Linked DNA regions of Mus musculus: region 2 is linked to region 1. The links are chromatin contacts, found by Hi-C or POLR2A ChIA-PET in ENCODE. All regions are on one chromosome and are shown on one strand. The core of a region is the stretch at or near the end of the contact, and the rest is flanking DNA. Distances in the headings are between cores, read along the strand shown. Region 1 holds the start of Dhx8 (DEAH (Asp-Glu-Ala-His) box polypeptide 8). Region 2 holds the start of Nbr1 (NBR1, autophagy cargo receptor).

The links. A loop is a pair of places that touch in the nucleus more often than their neighbours do. ChIA-PET counts read pairs that join two places held with the same protein, here RNA polymerase II (POLR2A).
Region 2: POLR2A ChIA-PET joins it to region 1 with 16 read pairs in embryonic stem cell. The contact joins the promoter of Nbr1 here to the promoter of Dhx8 in region 1. A Hi-C loop is called at or near these places in 1 of 37 maps with a recorded cell type or tissue (v-Abl transformed pro-B cells). POLR2A ChIA-PET finds 5 or more read pairs at or near these places in 3 of 5 experiments (Patski and embryonic stem cell).

The regions. Positions count from the first base shown.
Region 1 is chr11:101,728,883-101,735,433 of GRCm38, forward strand. It overlaps Dhx8 (DEAH (Asp-Glu-Ala-His) box polypeptide 8), which reads left to right and starts at 4,074. Exons shown (of 23, transcript NM_144831.2): 1 at 4,074-4,306; 2 at 5,274-5,359; 3 at 6,496-6,551. The coding sequence starts at 4,159.
Region 2 is chr11:101,547,914-101,554,025 of GRCm38, forward strand. It overlaps Nbr1 (NBR1, autophagy cargo receptor), which reads left to right and starts at 4,741. Exons shown (of 24, transcript NM_008676.3): 1 at 4,741-5,042; 2 at 6,075-6,112. It overlaps Brca1 (breast cancer 1, early onset), which reads right to left and starts at 4,042. Exons shown (of 23, transcript NM_009764.3): 1 at 3,856-4,042; 2 at 1,102-1,200. The coding sequence starts at 1,181.

The DNA.
Region 1 (6,551 bases), core at 2,824-5,323:
CCCTCATGGCTCTGCTTCCATCTGTCTGCCAATACCCTGTCTCTTCCTCCCCTTCTCCCACATAAACCTTTATACCAGGTATGTCACATGCCGTAGTTTCTCAGAGGGACTTCAAATCTCTCCCTTCACTCTCACCGTCTTCCTTTTCCTTTAATGTCCTACATATGCCTATGAACTATATTGTTTGTTTTTATTAAGGCAGAGTCTCACTAAATACCCCTGGTTTACCCGGGCTGTCTTTGAACTCACAAAGATCCAGCAGCCTTAGCCTCCTGAATGCTGGGATTAAAGGCATTCACATGTGAGAAAAAACATGCAAACTCAACCAGTTTCTCGAGTCCACATCATAGTGTCTGGGTTTTGGGGGGTTTTTGTTTGTTGCCTGACATTTTAAACACAACCAAGATGGGACTAGGGGCTAATAAACAGAAGAGAAGGCCTGCTGAGGAGGAATGCTTTTTTTGCTTAATACTCCAAAGCCTGGGCAGATTTAGAGCCCAGAGCATCTGTTATTATTGATGGCAGGTTGATGGCCTAAGGACAGAGAGAATTTTAGGTCAGGAATGTTTTGTGCAAAATCGAGGCCGAGCCTGGCCATTGGAAGATAAGACAAACAAACAATGGATTTCAACAGGATAAATGGTTCTGGCTAGGATCTGCCGCTCCCTCTCTTGCTCCAGCTGCCCTCAGAAGACAGGGAACAGACCTGGTTCATGTTTTCCTGCCTTCCAATCACCTGCTTTCCTGTTTAGGCAGCAGACAGACTTGTGTTATAAACACAGCTCTGCAGAAAGCTCCCTTGGCCAAGTATGGCATTTAGAACATTCTGCTTCTCTTTTGATGTTTTCCACTGTCCTTTGGGTTCCCTCACGATCCTATCCAGACCCACCACAGTGCCTAGAAACAAAGTAGATGTTCAATACGAATCTGATAAATAGGTTGGGAAAAGAGTTTAAGGGAAAAACAGCTCAGTCCTGGGAGTCAGTCTCTCCCCGTGAGTTCCTAGACAGAAGGACTCAGGTCATTCTTGGACTTTAGGCTATCTCAAAGGCTCGCTAGTGGGGGTCAGGCCATTTTTTCTGAAGCTTCCTGCCTTAAAGACAATGACCGTTGGGTTATAGTCACACATTTGGAAGCTAAGTAATTCTGATTTTTGCCTTCTAGAACACGGGTGTTTCTCTCAGTGGCTCGGTTTCAGACCTGTAGAAAAAGCCAAAGGCCTTTCAGATCCCTCAAAACTGGAGTTACGGGGCTGGAGAGATGGTTCAGCAAGTAAGGGCACTGACTGCTCTTCCAGAGGTCCTGAGTTCAAATCCCAGCAACCACATGGTGGCTCACAACCATCTGTAATGGGATCCGATGCCCTCTTCTGGTGTGTTTGAAGGGAGCGATGGTGATGTACTCATATGCATAAAATAAATAAATAAATCTTAACAAAAGAAAACTGGAGTTACAGGCATTTGTGAGCCACCTTAGTGGGTGCTGGGAATCGAACCCATATCCTACAAGAGCAGCGAGTGCTCTTGAGCCGTCCTCTCTCTGGCCACAGGAATACCTGTTTGCTCTATTTATTATAATATAGTAAACACATTGCATTTATGGGTGTGGGTGTGTACATGTCATGGTGAGCGAAGGTCAGAGGAACAGCCTGCAGGGGTCAGCTCTTTTACACATGGGGGTCTGGGGATCTGAACCCACTTTGACCTACTGATCCGTTTTATTGGCCTGGAAATAATTTATTTTTTGAGGGGAGGTTGGGGTTTGAGACAGGGTTTCTCTGTGTAGCTCTGGCTGTCCTGAAACTCATTCTGTAGTCCAGGCTGGCCTTGACCTAAGAGATCCGCCTGCCTCTTCCTATTATTTTTAAAAAAGATTTATTATCTTTATTTTAGGTGTATGAGTCTTTTGCCTGCATGATGTCTGTGCACCATGTGAATGCAATGCCTATGGAGTCCAGAAAGGGTGTCAGATCTCCTGGAACTGAAGTTACAGTTGTGAGCTGTCATGTGGGTGCTGAAAATTGAACCCAGGTCCTCTGGAAGAGCAGTCAGCACCCCCAAATCACTGAGGCATCTCTTCAGCTCTTCCTTATCTGCTTTTTACATAGTTTGGGGGGGGGGTTTGAACCCAGTGCTCCCTGCATGCTAACCAAGCACTCTACCAAACAAGCTACAACCCCAGTACTCAAAAGAAGATAAAATGTAACACACTGTCCTGTAAGCCTCCCCCAGTTCGTGTGGCCGCGGGTGGCTACAGTGTCCTGTTCATGTTTACTCTTGAGACATACACACAGCAATTCTCAAACAATTCTGAAAGTTGTTACCATGACTACATGTTATGATTCTATAGCGTTTTTGTGTGGTTGTTAATAGGGTCTTTCTTGCTAGGTAGCTCAGGCTGGCCTCAAACTCACCATGTAGTTACTAAGGCTGACTTTCTGTCTCCTGAGAAGTGCTGGGATTTACCAGGCATGATTTACACCTGGGATATTAGTCTTTTCATTTAGCTTTAGCTGTCCCAGAACTCACTATGTTGACCAGGTTAGCCTAGGACTCACAGAGATCTGCCTGCCTCTAGCTCCCAAGTACTGGGATTAAAATCGAGTGCAGCCATGTCCAATTTAGAGTCTTTTCTGATAGAGCTTTAAAAAACAGCTCCCAATCTCTTTGTCCTTTCTTCTTGTTAAGTGTTAAAAGTGCAGCTGGATAGAAATATGAAGTTTTAGTAGCAAGGAGATGTAGAGAAAGAAGGGTCAAGTGGAATTAACTCCTGAAACCTAACTCCATACTGGCAGATAAGCAAGCAGCATCAAGGGCAGACTTTCTCATTCTGTTCACGGAGAAAGGAAGGAAGGAAGGAAGGAAGGAAGGAAGGAAGGAAGGAAGGAAGGAAGGAGTGAGTCCTGGAGAAATGGCTCATGGTTCTGAGCACTGGTCACTCTTCCAGAGGATCTGGGTTCAATTTCCAGCACTCACACCGAAGCTCACAACTATCTGTTACTCCAGTTCCAGGGGATCTGACATCCTTACACAGACATGAATGCAGGCAAAACCATGTATAGGAAATAAAAACAAGTAAGTTATAAGGAAGGGAAGGGCATCAGGAACTCAGATGGCAATGTACTAAATCCTTGGGAACCTGGAAACACGGAACTACTGTGATAGTCCTTTGCCTGCAATTTTGAGAGAGGTTCTCACTGTGTAACTTTGGCTGACTTCAGTCTCAGAGAACAGCTTGTTTCTGCCCTCCGAGTGCTTCAATTAAAGGAGAGCACCAGCCTGCCCAGCTTCCCTGCAACTCGTTATCACTGAAGTGTTCCCAATAATTCAAAGACACAGTAGTGCAACAGAGTCAGCCAACAGTAGCAGAGGGGGCTCATTTTCTGTCTTTTGACTGATGGGAGGGCTACTCACCTTAGAGGAAGTATTTTCTTGTTTTTTACACAGAATACTAAGACATGGGAAACCCTTCATCTTCATTGCAAGGTTCTGCCAAAGGGAAAAGTAAAAGTTGGGACACCTGAATTTATGACCTCAGGTTCACAACACAGCTGACATTTAGAGAAGCAGATTTTAAGAGGACTGAGGGTTTTGGCAACAGGAATGCTTGAGATAAGCTTTGCTGGACCACTCGCAGTTTGGGGGGGTTATAACAGCAACTAATATTTTCAGTGTGCCTACTGTGGCTCAGCCACTTTGCATATCTATTTCATTTAGACCGTATTATCCGAGTTTACAGATAAGCAGCCAGAATCTAGCGTCTGCTGGTGTAAGGTCACTTGAGATCACTTGCCATGAGGTCAGGAACTGAGCTGATCAAGGACAAGCCAACTTGCTTTTCCGAGGCGCTGTTCAGTCGCGCAGGCCACGGTCGCCCTCTGCTGACGGATCACAGAGGCGCGCTGAGATTGATCCTTAAAAAAACCTAAAGGCGGGTGGAGTCTTCCCCCCCGCTAGAGGCCGCCACTGAACGAACAGCGTAACTCAGTGCGTCTGGCCCGTCTGTGGGAACTTCCTGCCAGATCTCGCTGATCCTTACAAAGACGGTTAACTTTACTTGACGTCCCTGTAAACAAAAGAGACGAGCGCCGACCCGGAAGTGGAAGCTGTGGCTTCGCGTTCTGGCCGGCCGGAAGGAGACCAAAGGGAAGTTGTAGCCATGGCTGTAGCCGTGGCCGCCGCCGGGGTCCTAATGGGCTCGGAGCCCGGCCCGGCGGAAGAACTCGCTAAACTTGAGTACCTGTCTTTGGTGTCGAAGGTTTGCACGGAGCTGGACAATCACTTGGGCATCAACGACAAGGATCTGGGTGAGCTGGAGGAAGGTCCCGATGGCTTTTGATTTTGGGGGTGAGGGAGGCAGGAGAGAAGCGGTTGATGGTGTGTGTGTGTGTGTCTGTCTGTCTGTGTCTGTGTGTGTGTCATCGTGACTTGGGCTCCGGGAACCTGTGGCGGTGGCCTCTGCTTGAGAACCATCCGGTCCGAGCTATTAGAAACCATTTCTGTGAGCTGCCGGTGAAGGCTGGGGCAGCAATTTCTGCTCGATTGTTGTTTTTCAGTTCTGGGGGGCGAAATAGCTTTAACAATAGCAGCAGCAGCAGCCCCCGCGAAGATGATGGTTGTAATTACGGCCAGTAATTTTTAGAAGCTCACAAGATATTATGGGTAGCTCTTCATCTACATTATCTTGTTTGGTCTTCGCACAGTCAGGCAGTAGTCAGCATCTACTTCGAGCTTGTGCTTTGAGCCGTGCTCTTAAATTAGTTACATCTTCTTATCTCTCACATACTAGTCATTAGATGTTTAAGGGCAAACTGTGACTAGGGGACCCAGAGAGAAAATAAGAAAGGCTCGGGGCCCAGATCGTAATTATATGCATAGCCGGAGCCCTTGTGAAAATGAGAGGCCGAGTATGTGAATTAGAAGCATGAGGGGAACACTTCCGTTTGATAGGTACAGGGTTGGGTGGTGTTGGGCTTTTTCAGAATGTCCTCAAAAGTAAATGACAGCCAGGCAGGCGCCTAGGATCTCAGGCTTGGGATGTGAGGGCAGAATGATTAGTAATTCCAAAGTCACACGTAGATAATCTGAGGGTAGCTTGGGCATGGTATGTATCAGGGTATGACCCGTCACAAAAAACGACGACAAAGCCGGGCAGTGGTGGCGCACGCCTTTAATCCCAGCACTTGAGAGGCAGAGGCAGGCGGATTCCTGAGTTCTTTTATAATTTAATTATTATCTGAGTCCATTTATAATTCCTTTTTTTTTTTTTAACAGCTGAATTTGTCATCAGTCTTGCTGAGAAAAATACTACCTTTGATACTTTTAAGGCTTCTCTGGTCAAAAATGGTGCAGAATTCACAGTATGTATATCTGAAGATTCTTTGTTTCCTTTTTGTTTCTTTGGTGTTGCTACTGAATTTAAATTTTGATCGCACTAAAGGATTTTTAAGTAGGAAGGAGCGATTTGTGCATATCAAGTAAATAAGCCATCAAATGTGTAAAGTTGCGTTGCTGGCCAGGGAGCCAGATTCCTTCCCCACTGTCCTAGGAGAATGCCGCAGGACTTCCGGCAGTAAGTCTGAGGATGCTGACATTCTTTTGTTGTTGTTGTTGGTTTGTTTGTTTTTAATTTTTTATTAGATATTTTCTTCACTTACATTTTTTAAAGATTTATTTATCTTATTTATGTGAGTACACTGTAGCTGTCTTCAGACACTCACCATAAGAGGGCATCAGATCCCATTACAGATGGTTATGAGCCACCATGTGTTGTTGCTGGGAATTGAACTCGGGACCTCTGGAAGGGCATTTGGTGCTCTTAACCCCTGAGCCATCTCTCCAGCCCCTGATGTTGACATTCTTGTTCTGTGAATCAGGACGTCAGGGACAAGCCGGGCAGTTGTGGCCCACACCTTTAATCCCAGCACTTGGGAGGCAGAGGCAGGCAGATTTCTAAGTTTGAGGCCAGCTTGGTCTACAGAGTGAGTTCCAGGACAGCCAGGGCTACACAAGAGAAATCATGTCTCAAAAAACCAACAAACAAATGAAAAATGACGTCAGGAGCAATAATAGTCTAGGGTTTGGAGACAATTTTAAAAGATGGGAAGAAATGGTCTCTGGGTATCGTCCAAGCCAGTGGTCTGCAGCCTTCTAATGCTGCAACCTTTTAATACAGTTCCTCATGTTGTGGTGCCTCCCAACTATACATTTATGTTTTGTTACTTCCTCATAACTAATTTTGCTACTGTTATGACTCATAATGTAAATATCTGTGTTTTTTGATGGTCTTAGGTGACTCCTAAAAGGGTTGTGACCCACAGGCTGAGAACCTCTGGTCTAACTTAGCTTCCTGCTGTCCCAGGCTGACATTCTGTGCTTTCTTGTCTAGTCAGCACACATTGAGGGCATAAGCACACTTCCCTACAGCATATCCTATTGTAATATTGAGCCAGATCCAGAGGCTGACGTGCTATGTCTGTGCTTCTTTTCTTTGTAGGATTCTCTTATTAGCAACCTCCTGCGTCTCATACAGACCATGCGGCCTCCTGCAAA
Region 2 (6,112 bases), core at 3,491-5,990, 180 kb before region 1:
CATTTCTTTATCATCTATCTTTGGGGCTGAAAACTGAACTTGGAGCCTAAAGCTATTCACCAAGTTTCTCTACTTCCAAGCAAAAAGAATCAGGGTCATCTGTACTCCAGGCTAGTCTCACAGTCAAAGATGACCTGATATCCACTCCTAAGTCTCACTCTTCTGATGGGATTATAGATGTTGGTCACTAGGCCCAACTTATACAGTGATGGAAACTGAACCGAGGGCTCCCGGTGTGCTAGCTAAGCCATTATACTAGCTACATTCTGAGCCCTAGTGCACAAAATTCTAAAAATCACAAAATCACACACTAAAGCCTCATTTCCAAAGGTCCTAGTAGGCCTGAAAAGTAAGAACTCACTGAGAACACCAGAGAATTTTCTAAGGTAATGGAAACATTTCCTATCTTGGAGGTAAGAGTTATACTTACACAGATAAACACTGGTCAAAACTCACTCTTTTAGCCAGGTATGGTAGTGTATGCCTAGAATCCTTGGCAGGAGGATCTGAGTTCAAAGCCAGCCTGGGCAAGATGGTGAGTTTGAGATTGAGTTGGTCTAACCAAATCTAGTATAACCCCCAACCAAAAACAAAAACAAAAAGCAGGAAAGTGGAAAGGCCTGAATAGACCAAAAGGTCAGGCCTCAATTAATTTTATAGAAAGAGAAATTTAAAACCTCATCCCACACTGGACTTGCTAAAAGCTGAGGACAGGGGCACTCTCATGTAAATTTACAGGACCAGTTTCCACCCTAGTGTCAAAGGTAGACAGAGGCCCTCACAAACCCCAAGCATTCCATTGTTATTCTGATGCTATTTATGAGAGTCATTCTAAGAGATCAGGCTGTCCCACCCCTGGAGAAAAAGCCAGAATCCTGCCATGAGGAAGAACACATCAAGTCAGGCTTTGCCTGGACAGGGAGGAGGGATGGCAGAGTGAAGACCACCTTTCTGTATTTTTAAAACTCTTCAGGGATGAAAAATACAAAGTCCTTTTAATACAGAGTGTTTTTCTCTACTATCTTAAGCCTCTGCTACTCATTTGCATGAACAGTAACCACATGAAGAATTCCAGCTGAGTAAACTCTTCTGTTGACTTACCAGATCGGACACTCTAAGATTTTCTGCATAGCATGAAGGACATTTTGTACTTCTTGAATTTGGACGGCAGATAAATCCATTTCTTCCAGTTCCAGTGAACTTTTAACACAAATTTAAAAACACATGCAATTAAACTACATTAAAGGGCTTTTAAATACAGTAGCTTACCTTGCCAACTTTCTTTCCCTTTTTGAGACAAGATGTCATGTAACCCACACTGGCTTTGTACCTTATGTACTCAAGGCTAGTCTTAAACCTCTGATCCTCCTGCCTCCACCCACTTAGTGCTGGAATTACTGAAGGTAAGTCACCCCCATCCATGCTTTTTGGAGGAGTTCTCACGCTGAAGCCCACACACATCTGGAAATAATTATGCAGCCCAGATTAGCCTCCAACTTGAAGCAATCGCCCTGCCTCAGCCTACTGAGTACAGGTGTTTAAGCTACTGCACCAGGCTTGTCATTTCTAAATAAGAAAAATTTAAATTTGGAGTGCTTTAGAATTATACCAACAGTTGATGAAAAAACTTCACTAAAAAACAAAAACAAGGGACTAATAAGATGGCTCAGCAGTTAAGTAAACTCACTGCTCTTCCAAAGGTTCAATTCCCAGCATCCACACGGTGGCTCACAACCATCTGTAATGGGATCCAATGCCCTTTTCTAGCATGTCTGAAGACAGTGATAATGTACTCACATATATAAAATGAATGGAACTGTTTAAAAAAAATTCTTTTAAAAACTCCAAAACCGGACTGGAGAGATGGTTCAGCGGTTAAGAGCACTGACTACTCTTCCACAGGTCCCGAGTTCAAATCCCAGCAACCACATGATGGCTCACAACCATCCATAATGAGATCTGATGCCCTCTTCTGGGGTGTCTGAAGACAACTACAGTGTACTTACATATAGTACATTAAAAAAAACAAAAACAAAAACAAAAAACAAACCCAACCCGGGGGCTGGAGAGATGACTCAGCGGTTAAGAGCACTGACTGTTCTTCCTGAGGTCCTGAGTTCAAATCTCAGCAACCAAGATGGTTTACAGCCATCTGTAATGAGCTTAGATGCCCTCTTCTGGTGTATCTGAAGGCAGCAACAATGTACTCACATAAAATAAATAAATAAATCTTAAGAAACAAAAAACTCAGGGTCTGGAGAGATGGTTCAGTGGTTAAAAATATGTGCCTCTTCCCAGCACCCATGTCAGATGTCTGGAACGCTACATCCAGGTCAGAACCTCTGCACACACATACACATAATTAAAGATAATGAAAAATGAATCTTTAAAAAATAAAAATTTCTCCAGGCAGTGGTGGCACATATTCTTGATCACAGCACTGAGAGTCAAAGGCAGGCAGATCTCTGAGTTCCAGGACAGCCTGGACTACAGAGTGAGTTCCAGAACAGCCAGGGCTATATAGAAAAACCCTGTCTCAAAACAAAACAAACAAACACCAATAAATCAACAGATAAATAAAATTCTTAGCAGTTGCTCTTTGTAGCTAGCAATCTAAATTCTCTACTCTTTGATATGAAAGCCTTCCTTGGGTCACTTCCTTTCTTCAAGGAAAAAAAAAAAAGCTAAAATGGAGTGACTGGACAGAAGTGATATATATATGAACTTTCCCCAGAGTCTGGTGTTCTTTTTCTTGCTTAGAATCAAAACCAGTGGTGTCATACCTATAGTTTCAGGGACTGGAGAAGTTGAAGGAGGAGGATGGCTTGGACTCAGAAGTTCAGCAGTCTTTTTGGGCTAGTTTGGGGAGGCCAAAAGATCAGATATGGTTGTTTCAACCTGTACTTTCAGCATTCAGGAAGTACAGGCAGGAGGATAGAGTTCAAGGTCACCTAGAGCTACACAACCCAATTACAGAAGGCCCTGTCTCACAAACTCTAAAACTAGCTGAGAATGGTAGTGGATATCTTTGACCCCCTCCTCCCCAGAGACAGGGGCAGGTGGAGGAGTGTTTAAGACCAGCCTGTTCTATTATACACAGCTCCAAGCCAGCCAGAGCTAATATAAATGAGACTAGACTCTGTCTCAAAACTAATCAACTACCCAGCATTCAGGAGGCAGAGGCAGGTGGATCTCTGTGAATTCGAGGCCAGCCTGGTCTATAGAGCTAGTTCCAGGACAGCCAAGGCTACACAAAAGCCAAAACCAAACCAAACCAAACCACCAACATAAACGCTAACCAACCAAACAAAAAAGAAGCACACATATTATTTTAAAAGTCGCCAAAAGGAACACTTAAAAACTGCTAAAGCGTCTCCACCCTACCTCTTCTGGATGTTTCCCTGTTAAGGCTCTCTTTAAACACGTCTTCTCTGCCAACAGCATTCATTACTATTGCCATTCCCTTATGTACTTCCCTTCTAGAACCTTCTGTGAAATGTACTCGGGTCTAGTTCTTCAGGAGTTTCCCTCCACAAACTCCGTTTTTCCCCCCTCTTCCCTGCCACACTTCTGCCCGCCTTTCCTCTCATCCTTTAGCCCGCATCCGTATACAACCTTCAAGATACGATTACAGCCAGAACTCCCCCTCGTAGATCCTTTGCCCTCTTCCTCACAGCTGCCCCCGGGAATGCACAAACTGCACCCTTCCCAAGAGTCCTGTTTGAAAACGTCTGGGACCCTTTGGTTCCGCCCCAGGTACTTTCCTAATCAGTAAACACCCGTCTCCACCAGCAGCTTCCTGCCTTTCATATGAGTATTCCGGGGTACCCTTTCTGTTCCTCAGGGCTGTCTCACCTTTTCTCCGAGAAAAAAGATCCGTACTTCCAAGCGCCGAGGACGGAGAAGCCCCAAGAGAGGTGCTGGATCCTCTGGCTGCACGGGCAGCGGCCGCGCAGCCGCAATTACAATCTATCTAAAATTCCCGCGCTCTCCGTCGCCAAGGAAACCGGCCGCTTGGCGCCTAGCGCTAGCCTTTCGGAACACAAGATCCAGACACGTCAGCGGAAGGGAAGGGAGGAGCGAGTTGGGGGGGGGGGGTGCTGAAACTGTTTCTGGGTTTGCGATTGGCTACCTAGTCTTTTTTTTTCCTGTATGTCGTCACTAGAAAGAGACGGAAGAGAAAGAATTTCGAGGTTTCTCTTAGGCAGCCCCTTCGCATCTACGCCTGCTTATTACGTCACAGTAGTTCTGTACAAAGGGTGGGAATCGCTCCCTGAGGCCGGAATATGAGCGCAAGGTAGTGCCCAAAGCAGTTGCAAAACGAGGTCTCATCCCTCCCTCAGCCTTCCTGCCATGGAAGTCTCCAGTTTCGGTAAATAAGAGACTTGTGTAAGAAGAACTACCAATTCCAGCATGCATTGCGGAACGAAAGGCCTTCTCCACAGCATCTCTTGGAAAGTGTAGTCTTACGGGAAAAGAGCTTCTCACACCGGAAGCAGGCACGAGTACCACAGGAACCCAGTCGGTACAGCGGAGACCTCCTCGCAGTTATGCGTCTTAGCTGCTATGAATCGCAGCGTTCTGTGTTCGTGTTTTGTGCACAGAAAATAGACTAAAAGGAGCTGTGGGTTCCAGGAAGACTACAATTCCCGTCCAGCCCCGCGATTCTCGGGTAACTAGTCCGCCAATGTCAGTGACCTGGGAAAAGCAGAGGGTGGCCAATCGGCTTGGGAAAGGGAAATCCAACCAGCTGACTTCTGCGCGCTAGTTCCGCCCCTCGGCCTGGGTGTTTGTTATTGTTATGCGGTTCAGAGAGCTTCTGTCCCTCCCTTGCCAACGCAGCACTGACCAATCGGTAGAGAGGTTATTTTGAGGGGCAGATAGAAAGAGCCAATCATCTTGTGGAAAACTCCGGGAAACATGGGACTAGGCCCGGTCTCTGTCCGCCATGTTAGATTCACCCCGCAGGGATAGCAGGCGAGCTGGCCGCGAACGGTCCTTGCACTGGCCACTGGCAAGCGCCCCCCGTGGGCGGAAAGCTGGTAAGGAAGCTACCACTGTTACCTAGAAGTAGGGGCACGCCGTTCTTAGAGTGCTCGGGGAAGTTCAAGGGGAAAATCTTGCAAAGAGGAGTGACTTTCCGTGTTCAGGGGCAGCCAGTCTTTTCAGTGACCAGATGAGGGAGTCGCTTGGGTTGTCATCGATAGTGGGGGGTGGATACTGCCTGAGGGAGACAGTTCATGGCTTAGAAGGGCCAGTTTCTGCTAAGAAAAGGTCTCGATCCCCCCCAGAACATAAAGAGGGCTTCGATGGTGGTGACACTCACTGTCCTGGGGACATGGAGTTCCGGGAAACCATTACTGGAAGACTGGGATTAAGTCTGCGACAAGAAAGGACATACATCTTCCTCATTCTGTCCCTTTCCTATTTTTAAGGCTCTATTGAAGGAAGATATCTTGAGCTAGGACCTTCCAAATTAGAAAGGCATCGTTTTTCCCGTTATGTCAAACACCCACCTTTCAGATGACACATTTTAAAACTCAGGTTGCTTGTGCCAGCTTCTGGTATAGAAAATGAAGTTCAGATTCCCAAATTGGCTTTATTAAAATTATTTGTCGGGGTTGAAAAATAATCACGTGAGGAAAAGCTGACTTAGCCACATGAACGTGAGTCAATAGGTATGAGTTTACAGTGCCATTTAGGAAAGTGCAGGCTTAGGCCCAGCTACCTGACTGCTGGAGGTAAACCTTCAGGTATAGATGTGGTTAACTGTACTTTTGATATTTTCACAAGTTCAAGATGATTGCTCTGGCTGAAAGAATTTTCACACGTAAGCCCTTTATGAAGACCTGTATATTGGCCAGCTAAACTAGAACCGCCTACTTCCTGTTTTCTCCCATGGGCAGAACAGCTGGTTGCTCCAAAGTATGGAAACTAATTCCCACTTGTGTAATTTCAGAACGGGGAAGAATAGTTTCCTTCCAGACAGAAAAGAGTGGAAGAGTATTTCTTGAAGTTGGAAAGTGTGTTTCACAATTTTTACATTTTGGTCACTTTGTTTTTCTGGTTTAAAGAAAAAACAAACAAACCAACCAACTTGAACGTGCTGGGG